Regions from separate parts of the Homo sapiens genome. Here region 2 is linked to region 1. A link is a loop called in an ENCODE intact Hi-C map of the cell type or tissue named here. Cell type or tissue: endothelial cell of umbilical vein. All regions are shown on one strand. Each heading gives the region's core, and the rest is flanking DNA. Links, peaks and the distances in the headings are about the cores only. Region 1 has its middle 72 kb from the start of LINC02817. Region 2 overlaps MTARC1 (mitochondrial amidoxime reducing component 1).

What was found. Hi-C counts contacts between places; a loop is a spot of excess contacts. Peaks named below come from ENCODE experiments on the same cell type or tissue, not always from the same donor. Only the 100,000 strongest peaks of a DNase experiment are listed, where the experiment ranks them.
Region 2: a loop joins it to region 1, with 3 times the contacts of the local background. A loop is called at or near these places in 3 of 110 quality-filtered maps.

The regions. Positions count from the first base shown.
Region 1 is chr1:221,261,328-221,266,707 of GRCh38, reverse strand. No RefSeq gene overlaps it. Among named protein-coding and RNA genes, the nearest start is that of LINC02817, 72 kb to the left of the region's middle. In endothelial cell of umbilical vein, for the core only: a CTCF peak has its summit at 2,773 (motif pointing left); a DNase peak (open chromatin) is centred at 2,707; H3K27ac peaks cover 756 bases.
Region 2 is chr1:220,807,768-220,813,147 of GRCh38, reverse strand. All of the region lies in intron 6 of MTARC1 (mitochondrial amidoxime reducing component 1), which reads right to left. Among named protein-coding and RNA genes, the nearest start is that of LINC01352, 19 kb to the left of the region's middle. RefSeq lists an enhancer at 1-431. In endothelial cell of umbilical vein, for the core only: a CTCF peak has its summit at 2,847; a DNase peak (open chromatin) is centred at 2,797; H3K27me3 peaks cover 349 bases.

The sequences.
Region 1 (5,380 bases), core at 258-5,257:
TTTTACAAAAGTAAGCCTCAACGACGTAGTTCAAGCAGATGGTCCATGACCCCATCTTATCCAAATGTCAAGCCTTTTCCAAAATCAGCAGATCATGACTCATTGGTGGATCACAAAATTCATTTATTGGTTTGCAATAAGCATTTTTTTAAAACAAAATGAAATAAAAATAAAACAAAATAGATTTGGAGATATCAGAGTTTATCACACACTGGTAAGTAAGAGAAGTTTCATTTTGGGTAACTTTTATTTCAGTTGTGTTTAGTCTCTGTGCACTATGTTCCAATGTGTTTCTTATTTTTATGCATTGATGGATTTCTTGGAGATGGGTGTCAGAATTAAGGAACTCGTAAGGAACTAACTTCTTTTGTAACCTAGGCCAATATAAATTGATACCCTGATATTAATTTTGTTCAGGGGTTGCCTAAATCTTTTTAGCAGTACTGATCCACCTGTGACAGAGTTTAGGATCTAAAATTAATTTATCAAAAGAGCGAAATCCAAAAGTCCAAGGGGAATGGTGTCTGACTTCTCCATTAGTGATTTCTTGTATAGTTCCTGTCTACAGCACCTATCACTTCATCCTCGGTATTCTTCAGTAAATTTAAGAGGGCTTTACAACTTGATGGACGTTACAAGAGTGTTAGGAGAACCCAACACAGGTGTTTTTTTAAGTGGTGCTTTGAAACCCACGACTCCTAAGTTTCACAAGGATAAGGTCCATGATTTTCTCAGTTATCCCATATTCCCAACCCCCTTAGTCACTCTGCATTCCCAAAGCCCAGTACAGTGCCTGGTACATTACAAGAGCTAATTAATATTTGCTGAATGAATTAACAGTAAGTGTAGCTCCAGATGCCAAAGCAAAATGAGGATTTCCCTCTGTATTCTACTGGTTTTTATTCAGTATAAGAGTGAAAAACTCAGCTAACTTTTTCTCTGCCAGAAATATCCCTAACAGTACAAGAACAAATTCAATGACACCACAAGGAAACAATCAGTCAAATGTACAGTATGAAATATTTCTATAGACAAAAATCTTGGTATAACCAACAGATCTATGGCATAAAACTAGAGAAGGAGAAGGAAGAGGAGGAGGAGGAGGAAGAGGAGAAGAAGGAGGAGGACCTGTTGCAAAACAAAAGAGACTTAAGGAAAAAACAACTAATGCAATGAGTGGGTCTTGTTTGGATTCTGAACTAGTAAAAAAAATATTGAGGTAATCAGGAAAAAAATTAAAATGGACTAGGTATTAGATGACTAAGGAATTACCATTAATTATGTTAAGTGTGATATTGGCATGGTGATTATGCTAAAAATAGAAAGCTCTTATCAGCTAGCAAAGCATGCCAAACTGTTTACAGAGAAAAAGACACATCTGTCATTTGTTTTTAAATCTCCAAGCAAAAAAGACAGGCATGTGTGAGAAGAGGATTTGATAAAATAAGATTGGCCAAATGTTGATTAATGTGAAAGTTAAAGGACAGGTACCTTGAGGTTCATTACAGTATTTTCTCAAGTTGTATACATATTTGGAAATTTCCATACTAAAAAGTTATATAGAGTTAGACCTAGCGGGTTACAAACGACAACGTAAAACTTCAAGACTATGATTTCATGCTGTCTTGTGTAATCATATTCCAGGAGGACCCAAGACAGCATTTACTGGGCTTTGTATGCCGACTTTGAACAGTTTCCAAATGTGGTAATCTGATGTAACTTGCTCATTATTTTTTAAAAATAAAAGATCATACGTGCTGTTAGAAGCATCAAAACTTCATTCTATTCATCTGGAGCAAAATGTTCCTCCCAATACAGCTTTTCCTTGAAAGAGGAGGAGGGCAGAGAGAGCCTGGGGTGAGAGGTCGGAGAGGAGAAACGACCATTGAGTTTTCTACTTTCCGCAGAATGGCAAGATCCTTGGGGAGACAGTAAATTGAAATTAAGGCTGTTTCAGGCAGCCTACAGGATGTGCCTGCAAATGTTAGACATATCGAAATGGTGAAAAAGTCTGTGTGTGCCCATTCATATGAAGTGAATGCCTTGTAATGTGCTCCAGCCCCTGGGAATGGTGGCTGGATTGAGAAACGGAGGCCGGAAGAATGGGATGGATTTGACATAAGTACTTTTAAGTGCTCTGAAGGCTGGGCTCCTCCCTGTGGTTTAACAGCAAAGTCCACTGGGAGCTACAAGGAAAGAGCTGAGTGAATCCCTACAGCTTTTCGTTTTAAGGATAACAAACCTTAAAACAGGTGTGAGCTCAGAAAGATCCTTTTTCTTCTTGTTTTTAGAGTCTTCTGTAACCAGCCAGCTCTCTGTGTATTATTATCATTCCACAGAATGAGGTCTGGGGTAGGGGAAGGGAGGAGAGGAAAGAGAAGCTGAATAAACAAAAATTGCTCCGAGTGACTAATATTCATTAAGTCCACTGGTTATGCGCTATGAAATTTATTAAACTGTGGTTTCCAAGAGAATGTATTAGCGCAGCTAATGAACACAAATAAAAAAGAGGCCTCCAGGAAATGGTTTCCTGGACCTAGATGAGACTGGTGAGTAATGTGACAAGACATTAAAATGTTAAAAGCTTCTATTTTAGTCTAGAAGGCTGATTATTGGAAGGGGTTGCCTTCAGTGGGGGAGGGGAGGTAGGAGAGAGAATGAGAGTCTAACTTGTGTGAAGGAGCTTAAAGCTTTGCATTTGTATTCACCAGGCAAGGAGGCTCTGTGCTGAAGGCCTCTGAACTTCAGTGCTGCCATCTGGTGGAGAATGAGCTTGAGATACTGTAGAAAACGATGGCAGCCGCCATCTTTAAGATGTCAGGAATTGAAACACAGGACACAGAAATACTTCACTGTTTCCTGAGTGGCACCAGTGGAATCCTTTGTAACTGTGGTATCAGAAGCAAAGAAAAACACTTGCACAGTCCCTAGCTATGCAGAAATATGGCTTAAATACTGTATAAAGAAAACACAGCTATCTCATTCTGCTATTCCATTCCATCAGGATTTTAGCAATTAATTTTCATGAATTCCCACCTGCAGTCTTAGGCTGAAGTGTTAGCACTCTTAAAGACATTTGTTTCATAGCTCCCTCCAAGATGGCCAAATAGGAACAGCTCCAGTCTACAGTTCCCAGCGTGAGAGACACAGAAGACAGGTGATTTCTGCATTTCCAACTGAGGTACAAGGTTCATCTCACTGGGACTTGTTGGACAGTGGGTGCAGCCCACAGAGTGTGAGCTGAAGCAGGACAGGGCATCGCCTTACCCAGGAAGCGCAAGGGGTCGGGGAATTCCCTTTCCTAGCCAAGGGAAGCCGTGACAGACAGTACCTGGAAAATCGAGACACTCCCACCCTAATACTGCACTTTTCCAACGGTCTTAGCAAACGGCACACCAGGAGATTATATCCTGCACATGGCTCAGCAGGTCCCATGCCCACGGAGCCTTGCTCACTGCTAGCACAGCAGTCCAAGATCGAACTGCAAGGCAGCAGCAAGGCTGGGTGAGGGGTGTCTGCCACTGCTGAGGCTTGAGTAAGTAAACAAAGCAGCCAGGAAGCTCGAACTGGGTGGAGCCCACCACAGTTCAACAAGGCCTGCCTGCCTCTGTAAACTCCACCTCTGGGGGCAGGGTATAGCTGAACAAATGGCAGCAGAAACTTCTGCAGACTTAAACGTCCCTGTCTGACAACTTTGAAGAGAGTAGTGGTTCTCCCAGCATGGAGTTTGAGGTCTGAGAACGGACAGACTGCCTCCGCAAGTGGGTCCCTGACCCCCGAGTAGCCTAATTGGGAGACACCTCCCAGTAGGGGGTGACTGACATCTCATACAGCCGGGTGCCCGGGCTTCCAGGGGAAGGATCAGGTAGCAACATTTGCTGTTCTGCAGCCTCCGCTGGTGACACCCAGGCAAACAGGGTCTACAGTGGACCTCCAGCAAACTCCAACAGACCTGCAGCTGAGGGTCCTGACTGTTAGAAGGAAAACTAACAAACAGAAAGAATAGCATCAACATCAACAAAAAGGATATCCACACCAAAACCCCATCAGTAGGTCACCATCATCAAAGACCAAAGGTAGATAAAACCACAAAGACGGGGAGAAACCAGAGCAGAAAAGCTGAAAATTCTAAAAACCAGAGCACCTCTTCTCCTCCAAAGGAACGCAGTTCCTCGCCAGCAACAGAACAAAGCTGGATGGAGAATGACGTTGACAAGTTGACAGAAGTAGGCTTCAGAAGATCGGTAATAACAAACTTCTCCGAGCTAAAGGAGGATGTTGAAACCCATTGCAAATAAGCTAAAAACCTTGAAAAAAAGATTAGACGAATGGCTAACTAGAATAAACAGTGTAGAGAAGACCTTAAATGACCTGATGGAGCTGAGAACCATGGCACAAGAACTACGTGACGAATGCACAAACTTCAGTAGCTGATTTGATCAAGTGGAAGAAAGGGTATCAGTGATTGAAGATCAAATGAATGAAAAGAGGCGAGAAGAGAAGTTTAGGGAAAAAAGAGTAAAAAGAAATGAACAAAGCCCCAAGAAATATGGGACTATGTGAAAAGACTAAATCTACGTCTGATTTGTGTACCTGAAAGTGATGGGGAGAATGGAACCAAGTTGGAAAACACTCTGCAGGATATTATCCAGGAGAACTTCCCCAACCTAGCAAAGCAGGCTAACATTCAAATTCAGGAAATACAGAGAATGCCACAAAGATACTCCTCTAGAAGAGCAATCCAAAGACACATAATCGTCAGATTCACCAAGGTTGAAATGTAGGAAAAAATGTTAAGGGCAGCCAGAGAGAAAGTCGGGTTACCCACAAAGGGAAGCCCATCAGACTAACAGCGGATCTCTCACCAGAAATTCTACAAGCCAGAAGAGAGTGGGGGCCAATATTCAACATTCTTAAAGAAAATAATTTTCAGCCCAGAATTTCATATCCAGTCAAACTAAGCTTCATAAGTGAAGAAGAAATAAAATCCTTTACAGACAAGCAAATGCTGAGAGATTTTGTCACCACCAGGCCTGCCTTACAAGAGCTCCTGAAGGAAGCACTAAACATGGAAAGGAACAACCGGTACCAGCCACTGCAAAAACATGCCAAATTGTAAAGACCATCGATGCTAGGAAGAAACTGCATCAACTAACAAGCAAAATAACCAGCTAACATCATCATGACAGGATCAAATTCACACATAACAATATTAACCTTAAATGTAAAGGAGCTAAATGCCCCAATTAAAAGACACAGAATGGCAAATTGGATAAAGAGTCAAGACCCATCAGTGTGCTGTATTCAGGAGACCCATCTCATGTGCAGAGACACACATAGGCTCAAAATAAAGGGATGGAAGAAGATCTACCAAGCAAAT
Region 2 (5,380 bases), core at 122-5,121, 450 kb after region 1:
TGGAGTGGGGCAGTGAACAGCCTGCCCAGCAAACAACGACAGAAGCATAAGCAATGGCCACATCCCCACATCTTTTCTCTACCTTCATGTTCCCCCTTTCGGCATTAAGACGTTAGATACTTGGCCAGGTGTGGTGGCTCATGCCTGTAATCCCAGCACTTTGGGAGGCCGAGGCTGGCAGATCACAACCAGGATGGAGATCAAGACCATCCTGACTAACACGGTGAAACCTCATCTCTACTAAAAATACAAAAAATTAGCCAGGAGTGGTGGCAGGTGCCTGTAGTCCCAGCTACTCGGGAGGCTGAGGTGGGAGAATGGCATCAACTTGGGAGGCGGAGCTTGCAGTGAGCGGAGATTGTGCCACTGCGCTCCAGCCTGGGCAATGGAGCAAGACTCCGTCTCAAAAAAAAAAAAAATTAGATACTCAATGTGTCTAGACATACTTTATCATCTTCCTTTGCCCTAGGCATCTTTCCTCCTGTCTCCTCCATGTCTGTCACCTGAACCACCATCCTAGCCGTCACTTGGGCTGGGAGCCCATCCTTTACACCACTGTCCTCTCTTCCCACAGCCTGTCCGCAGCTGCCGAGTTCCAAGGTTCTTCCTGTACAACATCATTTGACTTGGCTTGCTTTTCCTCATTCCGACTGTCACGATCTTGCTTCCAGCATGCTCAGACTATCATAATAACTTCTTAACCAACCTCTTTTCCTCATTCTCTACCTGTTTTCAATTCATTGTTGACACTGCACTATATCACTGTTTTAATTGTGTTCTGGTCTTATCATTCCTAGGCTCACAAACCTTCCGTGGCTCTCCAGTGCCTAAAGAATAACATTCCAACTATTCAGCCTGGTATGTAGGGCTCTACCTGGCCCCAGCCTGCTTTTTCAGACCTGTTGCCATCTGCTCCTTACCTGTGCCTCTGCAGCTCTCTGCTGGATTTCACCTTGCTTTGCATTGTACTGACTCGGTAAGTCCTCTGTGATTCCTGTGGGATGCTCCTCCTCCAGGTCCCCATGCTTTAGAATTGTACCTGCCTCAAGGCCCAAATCAAACACCACATCTCCCAGGAAGGAAGCCCAGGTTCCCCCAGCTACGAGTAATTCCCCCTCCTCAATTCTCTTTGCCCCTCCAATACTCACACATCTTGTCCTGTAATGTCAGGGCACAAGTTTGTCTGTTCTACAAGGCAGAGTCCCTGGAGAACAGGAACTGTGATTAATGCCCTTGTACTGCTCACGCCCAATGCCGGGCCTCCTACATCACCTGTGACCCACCATTGTTTGCTGGCTGGATTAGTATGCTCATGAGTAAAACCGTCTGTCAGAGGCAGTATAAATATGAATATTTTTGTCCAGCAGAAAATTAAAGAAGACGCAGGGAGAGGGTACATGAGCAGATGTGTGGGACTCACATGGCAAGATTCCCCCACCTTCCCCACTGGGAAGAAGTTAACCTTCAGTTTTTTATTTAATCTAACCCTAATTTTACATCATTTTTATATTTAAAACATTTTAGATAAATCATTCATTTTATTCTGCCTTGCTTTAAAAAAAAGTGAAAAAGTGACTGCAACAACTTGGTTCTAATGTTGTTCTTCAAATCAGAAATTGTTAAGGAGAAAACAGAGAGTCAAATCTAGAACCACCTTCTGGAGACCTGCAGCTCCTTCCCCAGACTGTAAACATCCTGTAGGCAGCACTGTGTCCACTTTGTTCTCTGTTGCATTCTCATGGCCTGGAACAGTGCCTCACACATACACTGTAACCACTCAAAAATAATGTTGGTTGAACAATGAATGAACAAATGAATGGATGAATGAAAATAACAAGCTGCTGATGCAGGCTTCCCTGCCTTGCCAAGAGTATTTCCTCTCTCTGTAATCAGGTTTCTGCAATGCCCTTGGACCTGACAAACCAGGCATCTCTCCTAGCCTGGCTCTCCTCTTTCAGCATGCAACATTCATGACATTCTGAGATCTATCTGTCAGAGGGTGACCTCTTCAGGAACAGGGGACACATCAGCTGCTTGTATGGGTGTTTCCGTTGCTGCCAAGCTCTGCAGTCTAAGAGTCCAGACTCTCATTATCTTGGGGAGAAATTGAGAGTTGGAGTTCTGCGCATCACACATGGATAGTTTATAAGGAACTTTACACATGTTCTCTTTTTTAATCCTTACAACCTGCTTATGTGGGAATTTGCCTTTTCTTCATTTTACAGTTAAGTCTCAGGGGGAGTAACAGACTTGCCTGAGATCACAGATCTAAAGGATCCAGCTGGGGCCAGAGCCCAGGCCTGGCTGACTTCAGAGTCTAGTGGACTCTTCCCACCCAGGATGTAACCCTGGTCGTCGACATCCTCCTGAGTACACCCACAGGCCTGAGAAGAACCGAGGGGTCTCACAATTTAGTCACCTACACCAATTTCTAGCCACTTACATTTTTCACCTATCCCTTCCTGCCAACCAAGCACAGACACACTCACTCCCCCACCAGGTAATGAGGAGCAGAGGACCGTAAAGAGCGGCTGCCCCTCTCGGCACAGCCTCCCTAAACTGCACAGGTCGGGGTGAGGGAGCTGCTTTGTGAAAGTGCAGGTGTGGTCACCGGCTCACAGGTGGCGGTCCACTCCGCTGTCTAGGAGTAGAAGCGGGAAGAGCTATGGGAGTGGAAAAGGGGTTCTCGGTGGGCCGGCCTGCCAGGGCTTTCCTACAGCTGCCTGGTTTTGCTGCGGGCTCTCACCGCCTCCTGCACCACCTCCTCTTGCTACTGCTGCGGAAGCCCGCCTCCAGGCTGTGGGAAGACTCAACGAGGTCACTAGCGGCGCCTTGTGGCACTAAGAGGTATTGCAAGCAGTCTATGAATTCGTGCGCACACTAAGTTCAACACTCTGAAACAGTATTCTTTCATACATGGGTCTTCTACGATTTTTTAAATATGTGACTTTTCATATATGTATTCCTGTTGGTATTAATAAATTAAAACTCATTTAAAATCTTCCTTAGTGCACTTTCTCCTTAAATGAACATGAAACATAACTATTCTAATGAGCAGGAAGCCCAAGACACTTTATTTAGCTTAAAACCGAGGTCTCTATTATTTACAAGGTGCAATGTAAATGGAAACAGTTTGTTACCGTTAAAGTGCTGTGCACCACAGAGGGCTGATCCTTGTTTACCCTGCCTGGTTTACGCATTCACTGGTCAACGTCCAGGCCATGACTCCAGGCAGAGTATCTGGTCACTGCCCGATCCCACCACTGGCGTTCATGGGACCATAAGTCACCAGCGGCAGAAGCCATTCCTGAGGCCTCATGACTGCCTATCTCTATGGCCAGGTTAAGAATTAAACAGCATTGTTAATCCCAATACTTTGGGAAGCCAAGGCAGACACGTCACCTGAGGTCAGGACTTTGAGACCAGACTGGTCAACATGGTGAAACCCTGTCTCTACTAAAAATACAAAAATTAGCCAGGCGTAGAGGCGCATGCCTGTAATCCCAGCTACTTGGGAGACTGAGGCATGAGGATTGCTTGAACCCAGGAGGCGGAGGTTGCAGAGAGCTGAGATTGCTCCACTGTGCTCCAGCCTGGGTGACAGAGTAAGACTCTGTCTCAATAAATAAATAAATTAAATTAAATTAAATTAAATTGAAGAATTAGACGGCATCGTGAACGTTCCTGGGAGAGGTGCCACACTGAACCTCCAGAGGCTGGCCGCTGGGCAAGTTCGTGTTAGGTTTCATTTAAAGCAGCCTCTGAGTATGGGAAGAAGTGTGGTCAGGCTTCTCCTCCTCTCAGAAGGTGTCAAGTTTATAAACAGTGACTCTCAATGACCGCAGCTTACATGGTCACTGTGTACAGTATTTTATCATCTATAAAAATCCTATATCTTGCCTTATTCCAGTCTACCAGAAGAGGTATTACAAGTCCAGTTTATACCAATAAAGAAACTGTGACTTGAAGAGCCTAAGCGACTTGCCAATGTCACACAATTAGGAGGTGACAGAGCCAGACTAGGGTGGAGAGTCTGCCTCCTCCCATGGAGTTACCACTGCTATATATTCTGTGTTTAGCTCAGCAGAGCACAGCCTGACACAAGTGGCTGCTGGCAAATGTCATTACTGTCACAGTATTCGTGCATCCAGCAAAACGTTTTTTTTTTTGAGTACCCATGCAGTAACTGTGCTATATTCTTTCCATTAGGGGCAAAATGTCATGGAAGCAACAACGGCAGACTCCAGCCATTCCTTCAACCATGGGGATCAGTGTGTACGTCACTTTCCCTTAAGAAAGAAAAGAAAAATTCCATTTTCATATCTTCCTGTTAGCAGACATGCCTCCACTGTGCCTCCCGCTGTGAGCATTTTACAGACAAAGGCTTCCCTATGCCTCTGTATTTCTTTTCCTCCCACTGCTGTACCACCGCGGGCTCTGCCTGTGGGTGACTAACATCAGGAGGCAGGGCTGGTCAGGCACAGAGGTCTCCCAGCTGAGCGCTGGCATTCCAGAAGCAACCCCAGCCATGGGCACCATGAGTGCCCAGAGGCAGAAAGTGGTGTAGCTCTGAGCAACCTGCCCAATAGCAGAGAGGCTGTGGACACCACTGTTTGCTTCCCTTCCCATGATTTATGGGATGTGGCCAGGCCTTTCTCTTCCCGATTTATGACCACCTGTCTTGGGAAGAACATAAATTACACATCCATGGCAATTTAAATCTCAGTAAGAGATAGGAGAAGACACCTAGGCTGGCCGCACTGTCTCCTGGGGTATTAGAAGCAATTAGGGCCAGATTGTTGGGCTTCACAAAGCCTGCGGAAGATCAGGGGGGTGTGCTGGCTCCTTGCGCCCCCCGCCTTCCCACCCTCACTCTGTGTTTAGGGTCAATTATCCTCCTTCTATAAACACAGGCTCCCAATGGAGGAAGGGGGGCACTGAAGATGCAGAGAACAAGCCCAAACACGTGAAGTGCTTTGCGGAGGCTGTTTCTGCAAGAGCATAAACCTTCTAAATCCAGAGGGAAGGATGCCCCACACCGAGCAACACACAGGGGGAAGAGAAAGAACAAGATGGACAAAAAAGGATGACAGCCAATTCCCCAAACCACTTGGCTGATTTACACAGAATCATCTATTTCTGTCCTGCCTCCTTTATTTTATAGGGAAGAACACTCAGGGTCTGAGTGCGGGCAGGGGTAGGAGCACAGCAGTCGGTGTGCTGCACATCCAGGTCTCCTGACTCCCAGCCCGGGATCTTCCCGCTGGCCCACCCTGCTTTCTGCCCCTAGTAGCTCCTCTGTGGCCATGGAAAACAGGAAGACTGAATTCTGGTTTGTTCTGATGGTGAGTGAGCGCATTTCAAAGAATAGCTATAACCC